Linked DNA regions of Homo sapiens: region 2 is linked to region 1. A link is a loop called in an ENCODE intact Hi-C map of the cell type or tissue named here. Cell type or tissue: Calu3. All regions are shown on one strand. Links, peaks and the distances in the headings refer to the core of each region. The heading gives the core; the rest is flanking DNA.

Evidence for each region. Hi-C counts contacts between places; a loop is a spot of excess contacts. Peaks named below come from ENCODE experiments on the same cell type or tissue, not always from the same donor. Only the 100,000 strongest peaks of a DNase experiment are listed, where the experiment ranks them.
Region 2: a loop joins it to region 1, with 17 times the contacts of the local background. A loop is called at or near these places in 50 of 110 quality-filtered maps.

The regions. Positions count from the first base shown.
Region 1 is chr3:54,368,619-54,380,844 of GRCh38, reverse strand. All of the region lies in intron 3 of CACNA2D3 (calcium voltage-gated channel auxiliary subunit alpha2delta 3), which reads right to left. Among named protein-coding and RNA genes, the nearest start is that of CACNA2D3, 250 kb to the right of the region's middle. In Calu3, for the core only: no CTCF peak of the experiment used is centred there; a DNase peak (open chromatin) is centred at 6,204.
Region 2 is chr3:54,141,019-54,153,244 of GRCh38, reverse strand. The region is part of intron 2 of CACNA2D3 (calcium voltage-gated channel auxiliary subunit alpha2delta 3); the gene reads right to left. Among named protein-coding and RNA genes, the nearest start is that of CACNA2D3, 25 kb to the right of the region's middle. In Calu3, for the core only: a CTCF peak has its summit at 6,414 (motif pointing left); a DNase peak (open chromatin) is centred at 6,394.

The sequences.
Region 1 (12,226 bases), core at 2,796-10,795:
GGCCAAACAGAGGAATTAAGAAATAGTAGTAATTACTATCACAACCATACCCAGAGCGGCATGGTTGAACTGTTACCCTAGATTCAGTGGCTTTTGTTTTTTTGTTTTTTTGTTTTTTGTTTTTGAGACGGAGTCTCACTCTATTGCCCAGGTGATCTCGGCTCACTGCAAGCTCCCCTCCCGGGTTCACACCATTCTCCTGCCTCGGCCTCCCGAGTGGCTGGGACTACAGGTGCCCGCTACCATGCCTGGCTAATTTTTTGTATTTTTAGTAGAGACAGGATTTCACTGTGTTAGCCAGGATGGTCTCCATCTCCTGACCTCGTGATCCGCCTGCCTCGGCCTCCCAAAGTGCTGGGATCACAGATGTGAGCCACCGCACCCGGCTGGCTTTTGTTTTAAGGGCAAGAGTTGGAGTTACACCATTTGTCCATCAGTGTGTACCTGGGACTAATGCGATCCTAGCAGCGTGTTACACAGCAGGGCTTGAACTTGACATGCTGACAGTCTACAGAAGTGAAGACAGAGGAGATCTAAGTCCTCTCTGCAGTCACAAATTTCAAACTCAATCCATCACGGATTAAAATGAAAAATCTCTACCCTCATTAAGGGCACTGAGCACATCAAAAGATGTTTCCAGGAACCCAGGCAAAATGAGATTGATTTGTTTCCCGTACTTATTTCAAACTCTTGTCTTGTACCAAGGGTCAGAAATCATCCATTTAAGAACTGTTACATTGGAGAAATAAAGTAAGTTGTTCAGATTTACATTTTCATTCCTTCTGGTGTTGAGATTCCTTCCCCTCTGTCCTTGGGATAGAGTTGTTTATCACTCCGTTAACAGTGTAGATTAATCTTTGCTGCTTTGTAGCTAGAGCAATTAGACGAGTATTTCCCAAAGTATCGGAGAGGTACCACCAGTGATCCATGAAAAAAACGTAAGATGGTTTACAGAATAGTGAGGGACACACAAGGAAAATAGCTATTTCAATGAGAAGGGACAAGTGACAAAGAATGCTGTCAGGAAGCCAAGGAAGCTTCCCAGAAGACATGACATTTAAGCTGAGCTCTGAAGGAGAACAGGAAGGATGCAGGAGAAAGAGAAGTGCTGAAAGAACGTTCCAGCCAACAGGAACATTTCACACAAAGTTTTGGAGGTAAGAAAATGTTCTGGAAACAGCAATTAAGAGAAATATTCTGGAAACAGCTAGTGCTCTGGGACCTACACAGAGGCCACAACAATGACTGGATGACCATCAGATAATAAACCAAGGCGAAATGAATAACCTGCAGAAATGGACACAATTAGACAAGAAGAAAGCCAACACACCTTTCCCTGCCACCCTGCAATGCTGCAACTGCAGTTAGAGTCATAGCTGAAACCTTAATAATATTCAGTAATCCTTATTGATACAAATGTTTTTTACTTTTCGATTCCAATAGAAATGGCACATATAAATCACCAACTATCAAGGTGATCATTTCTTTGGAGAAACACAGCTTTTAAGGAGCCTTCATTATTTCTTTGTTCCTGTAGAAGAAATAAGCTTTGTTGCACATGAATGAACATTTCGTATAAAATGACCTTCTGCCTGAAAGCTGCAAAAATTGCTTCTGCTTTAAAAATGGCAAACATTTCAAAGTGGATTATAAAAGCTAATCTATAAAGTTTCTAGAGAAAGCAGGTAACAGAACAATAGAGAAAACACATCGTGCATGTATGTGGGGAGCTTTCTTCCCTTCCTTCACTCCTCCCCTTTCCTATCTCCTTCAGATTGTATAAGGCTACACTGGCCTTTTACAAGACAAAATAAGCCTAGAGTTTACATCAGAAGACATGATCACAATCAATAACAAATTATCTTTGTTTCCACAAGAGATACCTGTTATCAATTTGAGGCTGATTAAATTAATACCCGTTATCAGTGTGAATGGCCAATTTGCAAACCAAAGCCATCGCATTCTACATCTAAGCCTGCATTTGCCAAAGTGCAACATTTGCAAAGCTGCTGAAGATGGAAACAGCCAAACTTTGTTCAAAGGGCTGCCCAAGGACCAAGGCAGCTCAGGGAGAGGTATGAAGAAGAGACAACCTTCGATTTGAGCCCAAGTAATTTTTCCAAATGACCAAGTATTTTAAATGATGTTCTTCTGCTTACATAGCTCTCCTGGGAATGTTTTAGAGTTGATTATCAAAATCAAGGCTATTTAACCATGAAACTTAAAAAGTCCCCGCAGGACCCTTCAGTTCTGAGGTAACTGCACTATTTCTTTTGTGGGCAATGGAACTATCTTTAACTTCCCAAGGGGATAGTCCACAATGAATGGGGACTATGACATTACATCATCTGAGGCATGAGTCCCCAACCCCCAGCATGGACCAGTACTGGTCGGTGGCCTGTTAGGAACTGGGCTGCACAGCAGGAGGTGAGTGGAGGGCCTGCGAGCATCACTGCCTGAGCTCAGCCTCCTGTGAGATCATCAGCATTAGATTCTCATAGGAGCATGAACTCTATTGTGAACTGCGCATGCAAGGGATCCAGGCTGCACGCTCCTTAAGAGAATCTAACTAATGCCTGATTATCTGAGGTGGAACAGCCTCATCCCAAAGCTATCCCTCACTCCCCCATGCAAAAACTGTCTTTCATGAAACCGATCCCTGATGCCAAAAAGGTTGGGGACCGCTGACCTGAAGGATGACCATTTGTTCTCCAAAATGAAAGGAAATTTCCTATCACCAAGGCCTCTGATTGTGGTGAATAAAATTCTGTTCCAGCCCTTAATTATACGTTTCCAGGGCTTACTCAGAAGGTGTTGACTAGAACTCACCATGGCAGAGTATTGAAGGTATTGCCCAACTAGCCAAGGAAGACAGGGACATCTGCCCCAGATAAGTCACAGTCAACATAACAAGGTGTTGGTACTGGTAAGGAAGTCTGTCCTGCAGAGAGTTTCCATTCCTGGTTGTATCACTTTTCTGTCACTTCTGTTTAGTTTAGCAAGTACTTGTTGAGAACCTATTAGGTAACAAGAACATCACCAAAAACTGAACCCCAATAAATAGATAACTGAGTCTTAGGCCTCAAGAAGTTTGGGGTACATTTTGTTACAGTAGAGTCAGAACAGGTCTCAGAAATCAAAGACAAGAGTTTGAATCCAGGTCTTCCTACTCACTGACTCTGGGCAAGTCTTAACTTCTCTGAGTCCTGGTTTTCTAATCTGATGAACACAAATAATAAAACCTTTAGTCTGTACCTCAGTGTGTGAATCTGGTGAGAATATACATACAAAAATTTCCCAAAGGATTCCACACAAGTGTAAAATATTATTAAGACAGGGTAGAGGAAGAGACAAGATTTTCCAGCATAAAACAGCTTGATTGAAACAAGGAAACTTCCCAGAATCACTGCCTCCCACGGTTGGCTCTCATATAGGGAGAACTTGGAACAACTCCCCAAGTTCACAGTTACATGGAGGTTATGTGAAAGTTAATTCTGCTGCCAAGAAAAGGACTCCAAATCTTGTGTTCAAAAACACAAGGCTGTGCATCTGCTCCTTAAGGGCGGGTTTTCAGAATCCACCACTCTTTCAGTTCCAGAGGTAAAATCTGTGATCAGTGAGGCTGAAAACGGAATGAGGCAAAGGCCTTTATGGAAGGGTTTGACTGATGTCCTCAGAATGGCACAAACACAGAAATTAAGCTGTTTGCCAAAGCAAGCTCCTGTGACAGATGGCACCTGTGAGACACTGGACAGGATGGTGAGTGTGGCAGGCAGCTCCTTGCCCCCAGGCCCCAACTATGGCCAGGGAAGAAAATTTTTCTTTCTCCTCGAAAATGAAATAACACTAACAATTTCCATGTCCTTTCAGACTTTACCTTCTCAAGATGGATTTTTATATAAATTTGATGCAGAGAAAAATCTGTTCCAATTCCCTTGTTGTTCTTTCCTTCCAACTATCCAACCAAATGTTTACCAGGCAACTTCAGTTTGGGAAGGAATATATCGTGTTGGTCCAGGGAACAGCCCCGAGGTCCAACAACCTGAATTCAAATCCTGACTCCAGCAACTTTATAATACCTCTCTGAGCCAATGTTCTTGGCATTGAGTAAATGTCCACTAATGTTATCTTGCTGCTGCTGCTGATGATGATGATTAATTATGTGGGAAGAATTACACTAAGGGCTGACGCAATGAAGATAACGGCACTCTCACACAGTTCAGTTGGGAGAAGAGGCAAATAACTAGATAATGTGGCGTGGGCTACAATAGGAGGGCCACACAAGATGATAACAGCAATTATTGAGCTTCACACTGCCTGACCTATGTGCCAAGCTGTCCTAAGTGCTTTAGTCATTGAATCCAGCAAATCCTCACAACTGCTCTATAAAACAAAGCACAGATACCATCCTAACTTTACACCAAAGGGAAACCAAAGGGAAGAGAGGTTATAGCACTATGAAAGCGAAGGGCATAGAGCACCAGTGCAGGAATGCTCATAAATGATGCAACAGTAAGCTGGGGTTAAAGGAGTGGAAGTTAGCCAGGTGACTGAGAGAGGTGACGGCGAAGGAGCAGCAAAGGCTCCAGGGTGGGAGCCTCCCTCTGCCTAGTCTCTCCTGTCTGCAGAGCTGCAGGTGTGGAATGGGAAGGGGGAAGAGTGCAAAAGGGCAGGCAAGTGGGACTCAGATAGGCAAGGGTGTTGAGCTAGGCTAAGGAGTACTGTGGCCTGTGTGCAGCGGGAGGTCTCATGGGCCATAAGACCCACGTGATCAGACCTGAACTTTAATTCACCTTTAAAAGTAATCTGGTGGCAGTGCTGAAAAAAATTAAAAAGGATAAACCTGGAACAGAGACTGAGGCAGAGAGACCACTTGCTTTAATGACATTTATTCCACAAATACCTTAATCCATGAGCAATTCCTGTGGGCTCTCCCTCCAAAATACACCCCATGTTTCACTACTTTTGTCACCCTCTCCCCTGTTATATCCCTAGCAAAGCCACGGCCATCTCTTCTCTGGAAACCCTCAGCATCCTAACAAGTGTCCAGTTGGCACTCAGTGCCCTGGATCCCATTCTTTTTCTGGCAATCTCACATGGTTGCCAGAAAAAGCCTTTTAAGAACAATTCTGATGGCAGCACTCCCTGTTTGAAACCCACCAGTGACTTCCCACTAATCATGACTATGACCCAAAAGGTCCTTTGATCTGGCCCAGTACCCTCAGATCCTGACCCCCAGCCATCTTTCTGGCCCCAGACCACTACCAACTTGTCTCTGTCATCCTGCTGTTCTCTTGACCAAGGATATTCTTGTCCCAGATCCTTGTATGTTTGACTGCCCCTCATTGGTCACTCTGCAGCTCAAATGACTCCTCCTCAAGGATGTCACCCCCACCCCACCCCCTAACAAAGGACTGAGCACTTTGTGCTCAAAGCAGCACTGAGAATATGGCTAGTGCTCAAAATGCAGTTGGACAAATTAAAAAATATCTATTACTCACCCTACTGGGTGCCAGGCACTGTGTTCATCTGGGAATATAAGGTTTATAAGACACAGCTGTTGTCTTCAAGGACATTAGAGTCCAGGATGGGAAAGAAACCAGTAGACAACTGCAACACAACATGATAAAGGCTCTAACAGGAGCTAAGCAAGGAATCCTACATACCACCAAGGGAGCAACTAGACCAGGCTTACGGGGTACAAGGAGGCTCCTCACGTATGGTACAAGAAGCCTTCTCATCTACACTGAGACCTGAAAGACAAGAGCCAGCCCAGAAAACAAAGGAAGGGCCTTCCAGGATGAGGGAACTGCAAGTACAGTGGCAAAAGAAGGCATGACATGTTCAGGCAATCATGAGTGGCTTGGCATATGAAGATTATGTGGAGGGGAGCCTGTGTCGGGGGCAGGGAGCTAGTGAGAAAGGAGGCTGGAGACCAAATATTATTGATTATTGATGTTATCTAGATGTTCTCAAATGAGCAAAAGGTGATCCAAGACAATAACGAGAAAGATTGAAGACAAAACATCTGAAAGTTATTTAGGAAGAGGAATATACAGGACTTGGAGGCCAACAGGATACAGAGAATAAGGGAAAAGGCAGAGTGATGGAACTATTAGGTGGGTGCAAAGGTAATTACTTTTTCACCAACCTATAGCTTGGTGCCCTTACTCACTACCTGGTACTGCCTCCAGGGGGTGTCCAGCAACAACCAGAGAAGGAGCTGAGCTCAGGAGGAACACTGAACGAAAGAAGGGCTAGCAGGTATGATAAAATCTCATAGTAAGACCAGGCAATACAAGCACAGAATGTTTTTAAAAGTGAAGTCCATTCAATCTTGTGACTAAGAGTGTGTGTTGGAGAATGCCTGCTGACTCTCAGCACCATCTAAGCTGTGTCTTCTACGGTAGGGCTGGAGGCCTACCACCACATGCTCTTGACTCCCTCGCCCTGAGCAGGGCTCCAGGTCAGATTCTTGAGAGGTCTGCAAACTGAAAGAGAAGAAACCAATATTCTCCAGCTGAAGTGATGGGCATGTATGTGGGCATGTGCAGATGGCAGGTATCTTTGGTCATTCAGACACACTCCCACGAATTACCCACTCGTGCTGCAGACACCGGAGATCGTTGGTGGTGGCTTCCTGCAACCGCAGCACTTCCTAGATTTGTCAACTCAGACAGCAGTTTCCCTGACCCTCACTCCCTCAGTTTTTCTAACTATCAAATAAGCCTTTAATTCCCTTTATTAAACCCCTGCCTACTTGAAACGCCTAAAGATATTCCTTAAAAAATAAAACCTAAAGGGTTTTTGTTCTCTCATCAAACACGACTGGGTGATCCACAGGGTACCTGTGTAAGAACCACTTCAGAGCACAGGAAGGAGCAGGGGCCAAAGTGCAGAGAGCTGTGAAAGTGGGAGGGATGGAAGTTTGGGATAAAACATCCAGATTCCTATATTGAGAAACCGATTTGGGCCACAGCAGGAAGAAAATGCAAGGTGAAAGAAGGCTTTAAGATGAAAACATGCTCATAGCAATGAAGGTAGTAATAAGAACTGCCCTGGGAAGCTCCCAGAAGACCCAGCTCAAGGCAACTCCAGGATCCTCTCCAAGGATCAGAAAGCCATTGAGCAAGCCTCCAATTCAAAGGAGGCTTAAACTTAAACCTTCCACCTTATTTCCTGAAGGGGTTACAGATACAGTCATAAAGACACCATGGCACTGGAAGGAGAAGTTGTTTAAAGTTGCATCCCTTTCCTGGACCACACAGCCTACAGTGCATTATAATTTCTTTCTACTGTATCCTTAATTTGCTTAGGAAGAGACCAATTACATATATAATATAGGCATGCTTTCTTAAAAAGCAGCAATTTGTGAAATGTATATATTTAAAACATACCACAGTTTTCAACTGTTTTCTCATTTGTTCATTCATAACATACCAGGGGCCTTGAAAACAAAATCCAAATGACCTGAGTCACTCGACTTCTGAAGGACCCTGTGTAATAAGACCAAGCGGGCTTATTTACTTCTCTAAGGGAAAGTCAACCACATGCACTTATATGTGAAGCTTATTCCAAATGAAATCAAGAACAAATAATGAAAAATAAGACTATTGCCCTGACTCTGGTCCCTGAACATTTTACACAAGTCCCTGGTTTCGATTAATACGACACTGGTGGCTTCAGGGTCCTCAGAAAAAGCCTTCCTCCCCCAGGTGCAGAAATAAAATCCTGAGGCCAAGACTCTAAACTTTGCCCAAGACTTTCAAGAGATGACTGCTCCAACTTGAAACATGGGGCAGTGAGGGAACCAGCACTGGCATGATAGGACGCATGTGAACTTCTGAGTCCCAGGGGGCTGGGTCAAACAAGGGCCTGGGTTATGAATGAAATGTATGTGCCTGAAATTCACTTTTGTTATTTTTCCATTCTAATTCTCACACATTCCTCTCGAATTCAAGGAATGACATTTTCACCCTCTGGAACCAAACTTAGCATTTTAAATTTCCAAGGATGAGAAGCTAGCTTAAAGGATAAGCTGGCTCTCCCGTTTTTAATGCCCAGGTAATGAACTGAAATTACACACAGGGTTTGAATTTTTATGGAACGTTATTCATACACTTGACTCTCTCAGCTTCAACTCTTTCTCCTTTGTCAACCCTAATTATAACTTTATTTCAAAATAACAAAGAAATAAGCAGATGTATGAACATATGCAAGTGATAAAAGATTTGAGGATTTTTTTTTAAAGAAAAGACAGAGAGCTAATGAAGAAGGACTAAACCCATTTTACACAGAAGTAAACTGACAGTAGAAACTGAAATTCCCTGGTATCTATACAATGCTCACCTGTACCCCGTGCATGGTTCTAGGGGCTCATAATGTTTTGCTCGTATTTTCCCCTCCTCACCCTACATCCTGCAGCAGGGACTCTGGCAACTCTCCAAGGCTCTGACATGACCAGAGTGGAGTCTTGCTTCCAGCACAATACTCCATGCTCCCCTCTCTGCCACCCACCCTCTTCTTTCACTGTGAAAAAGACACACAGAGAAATGGCAAACCCAACAAAAACGCCACTTTGTGAGTTAAGACAGTTGAATACCAGCAATTCCACGTAGCTGAAGTTAATTCATAAAATATATTTGAACTTTAGTGGCTTTTAAGTTTTTAAGTTTCCCTTTAACAGTCCAAAGGAGTTGATGGCTTGTTCACTCTGAGGCGCTGGCTAAGAAAACCAAACCAGGCCCACAAAGCCATCTCTGAGGCCCTTGGGGCCAGGCATGCTACCCTAGGTCAGGATTATTTGGATTTTAGAAAGGTAAAATGATAAATATTTGTTATAACTCATACACAGAGAGGTCTGGGCCAGCACCCCATAATCAAATATTAACATTTCTATAGTAGACAAATAATTATTCATATTAAATAGAACAAATAAATATTAAACATATCCACATGTCAGTTCAGGCCACGTTTTTCCACCAAACATGTTATTAAAAACCTTTCAACTTTTGGAGATTTCTTGACTTCAAAATTGAAGATATCAGAGTGTGAACCTCCTGATACTTGAACAAAAAATAAAGTGACAGAAGTTTCTTGATTTTATGTTTGATGACCACAAAGTTTTCTGAGCCCTTTGGCTCAGCTTCTACTTGGGCTAATAAATCACAAAGTTAAATGAGTACAAATAGATCAAATAAATGTCAATGGGAGGAGAGATCTTACTTGAGTGATGGAAATTGGAGAGAGGAAAATGCACACGATGTGATGTGCATCCATGACCACAGTATAAAACAACTTGGTAAATTTACTAAAATCATATATAATTTGGTAAATTTACTAAAATCAATGAATTATGTACTTAAAATAAGCAAATTGTATTATATGTAAATTATATCTCGATGAAGTTGTTAGAAAAAAGTAACAATGGAAGACATTCAGAAATGTGAGTTAATATAGCAGTTTTCAAATGTAGAAACCCACTTATGTAAAATATCACCCTATTTTCTCATAGTAAAGTGTTCCTAGAAATGTAAAATGGTATGTTCACTTTGGAAAGTCATTCAAAAGGTTAAATACAAGAGTTACCATATGACCCAGCAATTCGACTCCTAGATACACACCCAAGGAAAATGAGAACCTATGTCCACACAAAAACATATACACAAATGTTCAAAGCAGCATCAATCATTACAGCCAAAAGGTGGAAACAACCCAAATGTCCAAGAACTGATGAATGGATCAACAAAATGGAATGTATCCATACAATGGAATATCATTCAGCAATAAAAGGAATATTGAGATGTAGCAGATGACTCTTGAAAACGGTAGGCTCAGTGAAAGAAATCAAAGAACATAAAAGACCATGTATTGTATTATTTCATTTACATGAAATGTCCAAAAAAGGCAAATCCATAGAAACAGAAAGATTTGTGGATGCCTAGGGCTGGGAGGAATGCTGAGATTGAAGGAAAAATGTTAAAGTGTACTGTTTTTTTTTTTTTTTTTCTGGAGTCGGGGGTGAGAAAAATATTCTAAAACTGATTGTGGTAATGGTTGTACAGCTGAATGAATATACAAAAAAAAACCCACTGAATTATATACTCTAAATGGAAAAATTATATGCTATGTGACTATTTCAATAAAACTGTTACCAAAAAAGTGTCTCTAGTATATTAGAGTGCAATGTTGTTTGGTGTTCTTTAATGGGTACAATAAGTCCTTGGCCACCAATAACTTAGTGGGTACAATCCACCTCCACAGAATGTGCCACTGTGACAGCCAGTCAACATGAACAGAAGAAAAGTTCTCATCCGCTCACCAGGGGATTAGGCAAATCTGTGGAGAGACTGAAATCTCCTTTAAGCATTCCTTATATATGGATTGGATTCTTAATTGCATCTTTTATGTGTCTTTAGCACAACGACCCATTTCAGATTAACTAGATGAATTACTGTCATTTGCAATAACTGTGAACAAGAAACGCTAAATAAATATTATTGAGATAAAAGTAAGTTAAACATATTTTTAAAATCCTTAGAAGCGTGTTACATTGTGAATATTCAACTACTGGCATCTAAGAACTGTAAGTCTGATGGCATCTAGCAGAATTCTAGCTCAATCCGAAGCTAAAATATGAATACTGCTAATTAAAAGGGTTCTCACTTCTAGGGTAAATAAATACCAAATGGAGAAAAAGATCATAGATTTGCAACAACATTTTGAAAGGCTTATAATAATTTATTACTGTTTATTTATAGCCCACCTCATTCCAAAAATGATTTTCCCATTGCTCATATGCTACGTGAAGATACAAGTTTAATTAAGAACATCTAATCTTAAGGGGCATGAAGCTAATTAGTCAGAAAATATTTATTAAGCATCTACTATATGGAAGAAACACGGCCACACACTGAAGGGAGCTACAAATTACTTATCGCAGTCTGCACTGTAGGAATTTGTTGTCACATCTAGTAATAATAAATATAATAACTATGCCTAATGCAATTTGCCAGACTTCAAATAAGAGGTCTGAGTTATAGGGATATAAGGGTTGAACAAGAAAGTGATGACTTGCCACTACTGAGGCCAGGAAGACTTCACAGAGGAGACAGAATCTGAATGAACTTTCAGATGCAGGTTCGGAAGAAAAAAGGCAGATGTCCCAGGTGGGAAAGGCCGACACGCCCTTGGGGAATGGAGGGCACACCTGTCTGGGCAGCAAATAAAATAAGGGTGGAGAGGAGAGCTGGGACCAGCCTGGACCATCAGTCTAAGGGCTGAGATTCATCCTAAATAAAAGAGGAGTCAGAGGAAAGGTGATCCAGGGTGGTCAGAGGCTGGGGTCCAGTGGGGACAGCAGCTGGACAATGGGAAAGAGATTATGACGAAGTCAAGGCCCTGACTTGTCCGGTTCCTCAGGCCCGCCGGCAGTCACTTAAAGCAGTGTCCACACCACTGAGCACATGCAGGTGACTTGCCTGCACGACCACGGCTCCCTGTCACTGTCAAAGCGAATCCCACCCACCAGCAAAATGAACTTAGTTCTACTCTATACCACTGTTTTTTTTTTTAAGGTTTGTGTCATTAAATTATTTTACAAGTTTTTTGTTTGTTTGTTTGTTTGTTTAAGAGGACAATGCTCCTTTGTAAAGTCTCAAGCCTGAAACAAACAAACGAAACTCAACAACTCTTTTGGTGACCTGTCAGATCCCTTAGACACTGATATATGTATACTTATTGTTATTACTTCAATTCTATTAATTAAGCTTTCACTATTTGGGGGGATTGTAAGCAAGGTAATTAACATAGCAAGAAGGATAGCTATAAGAGAACCCTACTGCCGGCCGGACGCAGTGGCTCACACCTGTAATCCCAGCACTTTGGGAGGCTGAGGCGGGAGGATCACAAGGTCAGGAGATAGAGACTATCCTGGCTAACACAATGAAACCCCGTCTCCACTAAAAATACAAAAAATTAGCCAGGCATGGTGGCAAGCGCCTATAGTCCCAGCTACTCAGGAGGCTGAGGCAGGAGAATGGCGTGAACCCAGGAGGCGGAGCTTGCAGTGAGCCGAGATCGTGCCACTACACTACAGCCTGGGTGACAGAGTGAGACTCCGCCTCAAAAAAAAAAAAAAAAAAAAAAAAAAGAACCCTACCCCCAAATATTACCTTGGAGCAGGACACGTATGCTGATTATTAAACTGATTACACTACATATGCCA
Region 2 (12,226 bases), core at 2,332-10,331, 230 kb after region 1:
ATGATCTTACCTTTCCCCAGGAGAGCACTGTCATTTTTTTTGCAGACGTGGACACTCAGGCCCAGAACAGCAACTTATACCCGCCCAAGGTCACAGAGCTACCAACTTCTCTATGACCTGATACCCTGTGCCCTGCACATTCTGCACCATGGGTCCTCAATATAGAAGAATCTGTTTGCATTCTTCTCCAAAAAGAGACTGGGGTCTCAGTGGGCCTGTGGCTCATTTACACAATACAATGAGGAAGCAAGTGTGATAAAGCTCTCCCAAGCCCTGGATTCCTGCCCACATCATGAGTGTCACCTGTATGCATCCAACTTAGAGAAAGCTCCTTCCCAGGGGACCTCTCTTGCTTTCCAGAAGTTCAAGAAGCAAGAGGGGCTCCCCTGGCAATCTTCTCATGAAAAATAAGCCCTGAGTCACACAGCCACAGAGTTTTTTTCTCACACTTAAATACAAATTCTTCTGGTATTAAAAAGATCAATCATAAGTTATACTTTAAAATATCTATAAATGTCTCTTAAATATTTCTCCATGTGTCACTGTCCCATAAACACTATTAAACATTAAGAAGGGAAGACAGGACAATTGCATTCTGTGGTTTCATTTTGCCTTTGCCTCTCCCTCTCTGGGCCCTTGATTGATTCACTTACCACTCAGTGCGTCCATCGCCCAGGCCACTGCTCCCTGGGCCACGAGGTGGACAAATGAACAGCTTCTGAGAAAAATCCACTTATTCCTTTAGAAATATTTGAGGCACCTACTATTTGCTAGACTGTTCAAGATGGGCTCATATGCATTGAATCAAAGATTTTGAAGAGAAGACAAAGTCGCTCATGGATTTTTTTTTAAGTGAGCATCATTTTAAAGTCCTATCAAATCAGAAGATCTGCCAATAGGAATGCAGCTTTTAAAGAAACAGGCACACACCCAATGATCGAAATCCACAGGTGTGGCGTGTAGCGCACTCAACCACAGCACAATGCCCCCGCTTCTGAGATGAGAATGATCTGGGATATTAACCACTACATGTTGGTGCCAGGCTACGTGGGAGACAGAGCTGAAGCAGACAGTCTCTGCCCTCTAGGAAGGAGCTCAGTGTCCCAAGAGAGACCCAAGGGCACAGATAACCAAACACAAGTCAATCTTGGATCAGCATTCTGGAGAGCCTGTGGGAATGGTGTAGACCGGGATCATAGTAGCATAAACATGTTTCTAATCAGAACCCCTTTAAGGAGCTTAGCAAAGGCTTCATAGAAGAGGTGGCATTTGAGCAGGACCTGCAAAGGTGCTTGAAATAGTAACAGCTCTACGAGGATTTAGCAGGGAACAGTATGGGCAACAATGAGGAGGCAGGAAAGAGGATGGCTGAGAAAACAGGGTTTCTCCCTGGGGGCAGGGGGAGATAAAGGCAGAGGAATGGAGACGGAGTCCAGAAAAGGCGGCTGAAGGTAGCTTTGTGTATGACACCTGACTACACAGGAAGGGCTTAAGGAGCAGGCAGCATAGCACAGATCACAGAAGAATAAGTATGCCAACTGCTGGGGCAAGTATGTCCCTGGTCCATGGACACATCATTCTCTCAGCATTGTTGCAACAAAACATCCCTCTTAATGGGGGTCACACTGCCCCCATGCATCCTGGTGACCTTGCTCACTGCCCCAGCACTGGTAAAGCAAGTAGATATATGGACTTAGGTGAGGAGATAGAACAACTGCCCAGGAGAATGGCCAATAATTCCAAGGCCCCTGAGAGCAGAAAAACACAGTTATTTGAAGTATCTCCACTCAGAAATTCATTCACCCATCCCTTCCTTCCTCCCTCCCCCAACTATCCATCCCTCTACCTATTCATCCATCTACTCATCCACCTGTCCACTCCATTCATTCACCCAACTATCTATCCACTCATCTCTCCATCCATCCATTCACCCATCCATCCATTATCCGTCCCTACATCCATTCATTCATCTATTCACCCACCGGTCCATTCACCTATCCATCCATTAATCCATCTCTACATCCATTAATTAATCTACTTATCCACCAACCCATCCATTCACCCATCCACCCATTAACCCATCCCTACATCTATTCATTCATCTATCTGTCCATCCACTCATCCATCCATTCACCCATCCACCCATTAATGCATCCCTGCATCCATTCATTCATCTATCCACCCACACATCCATCCATTCACCCATCCATCTATCCTCTATCCCTACATCCATTCATTCATCTATCCACCCACTCATCCATCCATTTACCCATCCATCCATTATCCAACCCTACATCCATTCATTCGTCTATCCACCCACCCACCCATCCATTCACCCATCCATCCAATCCATTCACTCACCTCTCTGTCCCTTTCTCCATACACCCACTCATCCATCCATCCATCCATCCATCCATCCATCATGTATTAAGCACCAATTCCACAGCTACACCAAGAGTTATCTCCTCTTAGAATACATCCTAATCCTCCTGGCTCAATTATAATTATCATTTTGTTTATTCCTCTCTAGTATTTTTGTTTTCATGTATGACTTACGCCTCTTCCAGGGTAATTTGACCATGGCTCTACCATTTAAAGGAATTAAATTGTAGTAATTATAATAAGAGAAATAATAATGACATTACCATTTATTGAGGATTTACCATGTCCCAAGTTATTTGGTGAGCCCTCATAATGGCTCCCAGAGATACCAGTATGTTCCCAAACTTAGACTACATAGTCACACTGCTGAAGAAGCAAGACAGGAATGAGGTGTCCAGGCCTGTGGAGTCCCTGCCCTTCTCCAGAGAGGGAAGGGGGCTGAGGAGAGCCACTTGGGTTTCACTCATTTCCATACTCTTGCCCCTGGAATGAAAAGATTCCATTGTGCCTTTCATTTTCATTATATTTTTCCTTCAAAATCCCCTAAGTATTTCCCAAAGTTTAGACCTTTAACATTTAAAGTAGAAACTGAAAAGGAAAAACTAGAAAATGACAAATTCAGTTCCCAGCAGGTAAACTGCATCCTAAAACTGGAGTTCTAGGGGTTTTTCATCTTTTTTATTTTGTTTTGTCTCCCTAGAGACCACCAGAAGTTTTGGGGGTTTTTCTTCTATGGAGGGAAGCAAATCCCCAAAACTGAACTTCCCCAGAGAAGGTCAAATCTGTTACTAGTCCTTGTGTGTGCTTGTATGTGTTTCCATATGAGACAGAAAGAGAGACAGAGACAGAGAGATAAAGAGAGAAACAGAGGGGGAGGGGAGGGAAGAAGGAAGGGGGGAGGAAGAGGGAGGGAGGGAGGGAGGGAGGGAGGGAGAGAGAGAGAGAGAGAGAGAGAGAGAGAGAGAGAGAGAGAGAGAGACAGATACTTCAGGACAGCCCTCTCTGTTACTAAAATAGTACACAGTGAAGCACTCATTCAAGAGCCAGACACTGTCCGTCTTCCCCCTAACCAAACTTCTTTAAATCTCAGAGAACCTGGAGGTACACTGCTGTGGGTACCCAAAACACATCACACTGGGGACCGAGCTTGCTGTCCTCACCCTACAAGCTGCTCCTCGTCATGTGTTCCTTGTTTGGCTGATGAGACCACCCAGCCACTGAAGGCCCTGCCCTGGGCTCCAGGCATCAGAGGGTCCCCTGTCTCCTTCCTACAGCCACATCCTCTCAAAGAGAGGAGGAGTCTGTGGGCCAAGGGGACATGCCAACCCGGAACCCACACCCTTCCTCATCTACGCCTCACTCCGAATACTTTCAGGGATCCTGAAAGTCCCCAACCAAATGTTTGCCTTGAGCTTGCTTCTTGGACTTGTGTGGGCCCCTTTCCCAGGTGGTCCTCCTGAGGGCAGACAACACTGCCTATGTGTGCAACCCTAGGCCCAAGGCAGCCAAGAGGTGGCTGGTGGAGGTAGCATAGATTTATGCAAGCTGAGGGCTCCACACATATGTGTGTGTGTGTGTGTGTGTGTGTGTGTGTGCACATGGGACCCCTTGCTGTAGTGATTAGGGCCAGGAGGATGGCCAAGAAAGGGGTCGGGCCACAGGTTGAGGACATTGCGATTTTGCTCCTTCCCTGAGTCCACAAATGTCAGGGACAAGTATGGATTCTACCTCCAGAACATCTCCCCAGTGCACATTCTGCAGTTCTCACTGTCGTGGCATAAAACCTTCACCACTGGACTGTCTCGCTCCCCTCAGGATCCCTCACTTCTCCCTGTGATCTGTATTGGTTGGTGCTTGAGTTGTCTATTTTTTTTTTTTTTTTTTTTTTGATGGAGTTTTGCTCTGTCACCCAGGGTGGAGCACAATGGCACGATCTTAGCTCACTGCAACCTCTGTCTCCCGGGTTCAAGTGATCTTCCTGCCTCAGCCTCCTGAGTAGCTGGGATTACAGATGCCCACCACCACACCCGGCTAATTTTTGTATTTTTAGTAGAGATGGGGTTTCACCATGTTGGTCAGGCTGGTCTCAAACTCCTGACCTCAAGTGATCTGCCTGCCTCAGCCTCCCAGAATGCTGGGAATACAGGCGTGAGCCACCGCACCCGGCCCGAGCTGTCTTCTTAAGGCATAAAACTGGTCAGATCCTCCACCCAGTCCACGGTGAAAGCTTCTTATCTGACATGAAAACACAGCCACCTGTGGTCCACTGGTTCCTGACCTGCTGGCCAACTCCACCTCCTTTTTCGCTTCACCTATATGAGGGCTCAGGCCACACTGACTCTGACCCTGCAAACCCCAACCCCCTGCCACATGCTAGTGTCCAAGCTGCCTTCCAGTGGGGAACACGTTCTTCACTTGGCAAGCCCATTCCAGCGCCTAGTTCTGATTCCACAGTCACCTTTTTGAGGTCTCCTGCACCCCAATGCCTCCCAAAATTTAACCAAGTGGCTCCTCTCCCTGGGTCTGCAGCCTGTACTGGAAGGCATTTCTGACCATTCTGAAGTCTGATTCTGTGTCTACCTGTCCCTCCACATTGTGAGCCCTTCAAGGGAGGGACCTCAGCTTGGTCTCTGCATCCCAGCACTGTATGTAGTATATGGAAGGGTAGCAAGAATGAAGGAGACATCTGGAGCTAAGAGCCCGTGGGCATGTCAAGGAGCATGTTTGGGCCATCGCGGAAGCCAGTGGCATAAAAACCTTCCCATCAGCTGGGCGCAGTGGCTCACGCCTGTAATCCCAGCACTTTGGGACGCCAAGGCGGACGGATCACAAGGTCAAAACCAGCCTGGCCAGCATGGTGAAACCCTGTCTCTACTAAAAATATAAAAATTAGCTGGGCATGGTGGCACACGCCTATAGTCCCAACTCCTCGGGGGGCTGAGGCAGGAGAATTGCTTGAACCCAGGAGGCGGAGGTTGTGGTGAGCCGAGATGGTGCCAGTGCACTCCAGCTGGGCGACAGAGCAAGAGTCCGTCTCAAAAACAAACAAACAAACAGAAAAATCTTCCCATCATAACTACCTCTGAAGCCTTTGGAAAAGCCCACCTTGGCTCTCAGAGTCAAGCAGGACAATAAAAGCAAACAGTAATACAGGGCTTACCATGTTCCAGGCTTTATCTACACTAACACTGTAATCCTCACCAAAATCTCACAAGCATCCCCATTGTACAGGGGAGGAAACAGAGGCACAGAAAGGTTACATAACTTGCCCAAGGTCACACAGAGTATGGAAGAGTCAGGCTCTGGCCCAGGCCATTTGGAGCCAAAGTCTGTCATTGTTTCTACCATGGGATACCACTGACAATAGCAAAGAAGGAATGAAGGAAGGAAAGGAGGGAGGGAGAAGAAAGGAGTCTGTTTTGGTCCCTCCTTTACCAGAGATTAGTGGGAAATTCTCCAAGCAAGGGCTCCTCTGATTCCTTTCGTCTGCTAATTCCATATATGCCAAATACTGGTTTTTAGAGTCAGAAGAGCCAACGCTTCCTCTGTGCCAAGCTGACGGCCTTAGACACTCAAGGTCCTTACTTCACACGTCAGCCTCACTACTCAGATGTGACTGGTCTCCTCATTTTACAGATGGGGACACTAAGGCCCAGAAGAGCAAAGCCACACACCCAAGTGACAGCCAGCAGGCAGTGCAGGGGGAATTCCCAGCTGTCCCCTCACCCCCAGCTCTCACTCTGACATTTATTTTTCATCTTTTTTGGTAGGCGTGCACTGTTCCTCTGAAAAAGGTATGGGTTCTGATGCAGAAAAGGCAAATTGGAAATCTAGGGATATTATCAGCCTCATTCACTGAAAGGGGAAATTTTCCCTCTTTGCTGAAACTTTCATGCAGGTAAGAGAAGGCCTTCAGCCGCAGCCTTGGCCCGGACATCTGTCCAAAGCTCCAGGAGGGGCAGGCGTGCAGCCTGGCAGTGTCCACAACTGTGACAGAGCCCTGCGCAGCCTCCACGTCTGCCTCTTGCTGCCACCCTGTGACAAAGTGTGGCAATCGCAGGCGGGAAACAGGGCCCAGGAGCCAACGGGGATGGAGGGGCCCTAACGGTGACACCCCGCAGACTCCCTCAGGGCCTCCCCCTAAGACGTTCTGTGCACATGCGGCTCAGAAAGACCACACTCCCTTGTAGCTTCCATGGGCCCTGCTGGATGTGTGGAGAACTCTGTGGAGCTCACTCATCAAAGAGACACACTAGGCCACGCCCCCCTTCCCCACATTCCTGTGTCAGCCCATGGAATGGTAACATGCACCAAACCCTACAGAGGAAGAGTGAGAGACTGGACACAAACATTGCTCCCCTGCCAGTGAACTTGTGTGGGCAGAGCTGGGCAGACCTAGCTTATCAGCTGCAGCTAAGCCTCCTGCTCTCCCGGCAGTGGGAAAGAGAGCAGCATTGTTCCCAAAAGGCCTGCCTTTGTCCCCACTATCCGTGGATGTACCAAGCCACTCTCAGCATCAGTCCCTGTGCTCGGGAACTAGAGGCCAAGGTCACCTCGAGTGTAGTGGAGGTCACAGACTGGAAGGAAGTTAGCCAACAAATTCATAACAGTTACACCCAGGGACCAGCGCCTTCAAGAAAGTCCCAGGAGTAGCAGTACTGCATACAGGGCTTAGGGCTAGGGTTTAACACCAGGTCAAGGGCAGAAGTCAAGGCTGCAGGAATGAGGATAGCAGGGAAGAGGGCTGCCCCATCCCGAACAGAGAACCAGGAAAAAAGACCTATTTAAATAACAACAACAATAACAACCATAATAGAAATTCTAGAAGTGAAAAATATAATACAGGTTTTAAAAAATATATAAGCAAGTAAAAACAGTGAGATTAGGCCCACCTGAAGAGAAAGTAGGTGAAAAAAAGACAAACTGATGAAACCCCTCAAAATGCAGTGCAGAAAGATAAAGAGAAAATATGAAAGCGATATTAAGAGACGTGAAGGCTAAAATGAAAAGCTCCAACAGCCATCCCGGAGAGAAGAGAGGCAATGACGAAGCAATACTGAAAAAGATAAAAGTGGACACTCTTCCATAATTGAAAGCAGACAGGGGTCTCCCTATTGAAAAGTTGCCTGTTGGTCTATCTCACTTGTCGACTTCATGCAGTCTCTGGATGCTGCGCCCTGCACTGGGTGCTGAGGATGACCAGTGCTAAAGACAGGCACAGGGCAGACCCTACCCAGAGAAACGTAGATCGCAGAGCCCCCAGGATGTGGGGATATGCCATGCAGGGCTAGGCTCTGCTGCATATAACAAGCCTGTCATTCAGAAACCACCTGGAATCCTTCTTCTTTCTTAGACATCTTAGTGATATTAAATGGCTGAGAGGGACACTTCCCTAAAAGAAAAAAACTGCAATTCTTTACAGTGTCTAGAGCTCCCCATTTTTCAAGCTAGCAGTAAAGAGCTTGCAGTTTGGCAACCAGGCTCCAGAATTCCACACACACACATCCAGGGTACTTTCATTATCAAAACACCCTGGTCCCCTACCACCGTGCACAGCGCAACTTCGCATCTGCAAATATCTCCATTTACTCCGGGGTTTAGACCCCATTACATAATTGGCAACTTACCGCATTTTAATTAGCCATTGTTAATTCCTATTATTACTGTTACCCTTAATTTATTAGACTGCTAAAACAACTGCATTTGGGAGCTTAAACAGACAGTTTGCTCTGTCCCAGCCAACACTTAGATCTTGGTCTATCTTTTTAATGCCAGTCTTCTAGGGTAGGAGCCAATCTAAAATCTCAAAGTCTTTGGGAGATCCTATAAAGAGATATTTAAAGTGAAGCTTGACACCCTGAGACCTCTCTCTAAACCACAGCGAGTAGTTAAAACAAACACACAACTAATCTCTGAATATCTTTAAATTCTGTTAAAAACAGCAGAAGTTTTTTAAATGAATCGAATTCCTATAGTCCTAAGCTTGAAGGTTGGAATAAACAGTAAAAATGATAAAAACACTTGGCATTACTGAGCCCTTACTGTGTGTTCAATTCTCTGCTAAACTCTTGACATGTATTATTTCACTTAATCCTCATAATAACTCCGTAAGTGCATATTATTTTTCCCTTAGCAAACTAAAACTCAAATAAGTTGAGTACTTTGCTCAAATCCACACAACTAGTAAGCAGCAAAGCCAGTATTTGAACCCAGGTATGCCTGGCCCCAGAGCCTGGCTTTGCATCTTATGTTGATTATCTTGCCTATATAAGGAAGAGTAAAGGCCATTTGGTCCAACCAAATCTGTCTGGTCTCCCAGGCAAGCCTGTGTCAGACACAGAGCTGGATACTACAAGAGAAACAAAGAGGAGAATTTCACATATGCACATGCAATGCACACACACAGGGCAGCGAGAATGGAGAGCGCTGATGAAGTTCACACCCTTGGCACAGTGAATCCCCTTATGAGGATGCTCTGAGGGGCATAATCAGTAATCAAATTCACAGAGACAGAAAAGATGTTCATCAGAGCACTGTTTACACTGGGGGAAACCTGGGCAACAACCTTCATGCTCCACACTGGGGAAAAGGGGACACAGCCACACAACATCCCCAGGGGGAAATGTTTTGTAGCCAGAACACAAATCATTTCGGAAAATGATGAGTAATAGGGGATATGCTCATAAGATACAGTTGGGAGAAAATGCAAAATAACTTTATGTTGACAATCTGATTTCAGTTTTCAGCAGCCTGAAAGAAATGCTGCAAAATTTTAATGTGAATATTCTTGCATCATAAGATTCAGAAATTTCTTTCTTTTTGTATCATCTGGTACATTCCAATTTTTCAAAGAAGAGGATAAATTTTATCTATCATATGAAAAAGCAGCATTTTTTGTGGTCCCTACAGTACTGCCTGAATCTGCTTTAAAATATCTTCCCATTATAACATAGCTGATACAATATGATCTCATTTATGTAAAGTACATATACATATACACAAATATACATACATGTAAGCAAAAGAAAAAAGACTCAAAGAAATACATCAAAATATTAACAATCGGCCAGGCACGGTGGCTCATGCCTGTAATTCCAGCACTTTGGGAGGCCGAGGCAGGTGGATCACAAGATCAGAACATCGAGACCATCCTGTCTAACACAGTGAAACCCCGTCTCTACTAAAAATACAAAAAATTAGCCAGGCATGCTGGCGGGCGCCTGTAGTCCCAGCTACTTGGGAGGCTGAGGCAGGAGAATGGTGTGAACCCGGGAGTCAGAGCTTGCAGTGAGCTGAGATTACGCCACTGCACTCCAGCCTGGGCGACAGAGCAAGCCTCCATCTCAAAAATATAAAAATAAAAATAAAAAAATTAACAATGACAAGGCCAGAATAATGGGATAGCAGTTTGTTGTTACTTGCTTTTTGATTTATCCATTATTTCCAAAATTTTCCATAGTGAACAGGCAATGTTTTATAATTTTAAAAGCTCCAAGTTGATCATAGTTATTATTTCTTCCCAGCAGTCATCCAGCATTTATACATGAACACAAGGAAATTCTTGTCTCTAGCACTTCTGAAGCCCGTGCCATCATACAAAACATCCACACCTGCAATAATGAACTCAGCATTTGTGTTGAGGGGAAGCCACTTACATGACAACTGCCCTGGGAGCTTCTTCAATCCTGGGAAGAAAAGCAACTAGGACAAAAGAATTTGGCCAGAACCAAGCAGTTGTTGCTGGTATAACCAGTGTGTGTCTTAGCCTTGCTACCTACTTCCTGTGATGGGAACAAATTCTGGAGCAAAGAAACCTAGTCACAGCCTGCTTTTCACTGTACTTGGAGAACCAGTGTTAGCTAGTTACTCCTTATCACTCAGGGTTGTTGTACTTGTACACACTCAGGGAGAGGGATGGCTTATACCTGTCCCTAACTAGCACAATCATTTTCACAGATACAACTCCACAAATGCAGGCCATGAGAGAAAGGAAGTATAGTATAGTGGTTACAGACATAGGCACTGGAGTCAAAATGCCCATTGTGGAATCCTGGCTCTACTGCCTCCTAGCCAAATAGCTTTGGGAAAGCCAATTAACATATTCCATGCCTCAGCTTCTTCATCAGTTAAATATGGATGGTAATAGAGTAGCTTGCTCACAGGGTTGTGAGGATTTAGTGAGGTAATATGTCTTAGGTATTCTGAATGCTGTCTGGGCTTACATTAAATGTTCAACAAGTAGTAGTGTATCATCATCATCATCATCATCACCATCATCAGGCTTTGCCCTAAGGAGCCAAGAGGAAAACAAAGATGAGAAAAGGGCCTCGAAACACTTGTGGAGCTGAGGAAAGGGCCCACGGATACTACAACAGTAATTAGAAATCAAGGTCAGCTATAATGAACAAAGTGAGGTACAAAGAGGAGGAGGTTGGAATAAGGCTTCCTGAAGGCAGTAGCAACTGAGAGCCCAGCACTGAGCCCCTGGCATAGCAGGAACTGAAAAGCTCTTTGCTGAACTAAAGAATCAGGCCAGGAAGACTGAGAATTTAACAAGCTGCTATAGTGGCAAGGGAGGGAGTTTGGGGCAGTAGAAACAAGAGAACGAAGGGCCAAGAAGAAAGTACAGGATAAGTCCCTGAACTCACACAAGGAGGAGCAGTGAGGGTGACGCTGGACCAGGACAGGAAAGGGTCACAGCAGCACAAAGGGTCCAGGGACCCCTCTTCCACCTTTCTGTCATAGTAATTCCTCATCCCTCTGGTCTCAGTAAAGAATCATGCCTTGGCAAGCCTCCTCCGAACCCAGACCAGAGCAGGTCTTCAGGTCATGAACTATCAGCATTCCTTCATGGAACTGCAAGGAGACTTGCATGCATTAGTCTAATTATTTGAGATATGCCTGATTCTCACATTAGATTGTAATCTCCACGAGGGTGCAATCTTATTTTGCTTGTTCTTCTAATCCAAGAGCCGGCATGATACCTGGACAGAGTAGCAAGATGCAAAAATGTTTGTTGAATAAACGAATGAATAAATGAATGGATAAAATTATCAAATTCAGGTTGTTTTCTTGTGCTTCTGCTGGGGACCAAGGCAGTAACATTTTCTCTGGAGATGCTCTCCAGTTCCTCCCTACAAATGAAGTGGAGAAATGGAAAAAGAATGTGTTATTGATGTATTTTGACATCCTGGATTAAAAGCTGCTACACAAGAAGCATAGTATTAATAGCCATCATCTCTCAAATTTATACTGCACTATTCAAGGGCTGAGTTCGAGGACTTTTTAAAAAAGAATACAAAGTGCTCTTCTTCACACTTCAGCCCCTCTGCCTCTCCTTCTCTTCCTCTCTTAACCCAGCATTCTTGCCCACAAAACAGGACCTGAGAAAGCAGATGAGCAGTAAAGTTTCATAGACCATTGCCTCGGGAAAATGAAGGTTTTGGACAGGTTGGTTGGGAGGCTTAAGTCACTATTGCAATAAACAAGGCAAAGATGATACATACACAGGGAGCTCAATGGGAAACACTTTCCCTTACTAAGTCCCAGAAAAAGCACTTTGAATGGAGCCTTGGGTATGGGCTGTTTCGACTTCCTAGGGGGACTCTGTGGTTAATTCAGCACATAAGAGCTTTTAGGGAATTTTTTCCCCCAAATAGAGAAGGGTTACCAGTATGCCATTGCACCCAAGAATGAGAATTGATCATCTAAACAACCATGAGTCTACATCTAATATGACACATCTCAGGCATGCATGCACACACGCGCGCGCGCGCACACACACACACACACACACACACAGGTTTCACCTGCAGATCAGACAGTGTTTCTCTTGGAAATTTAG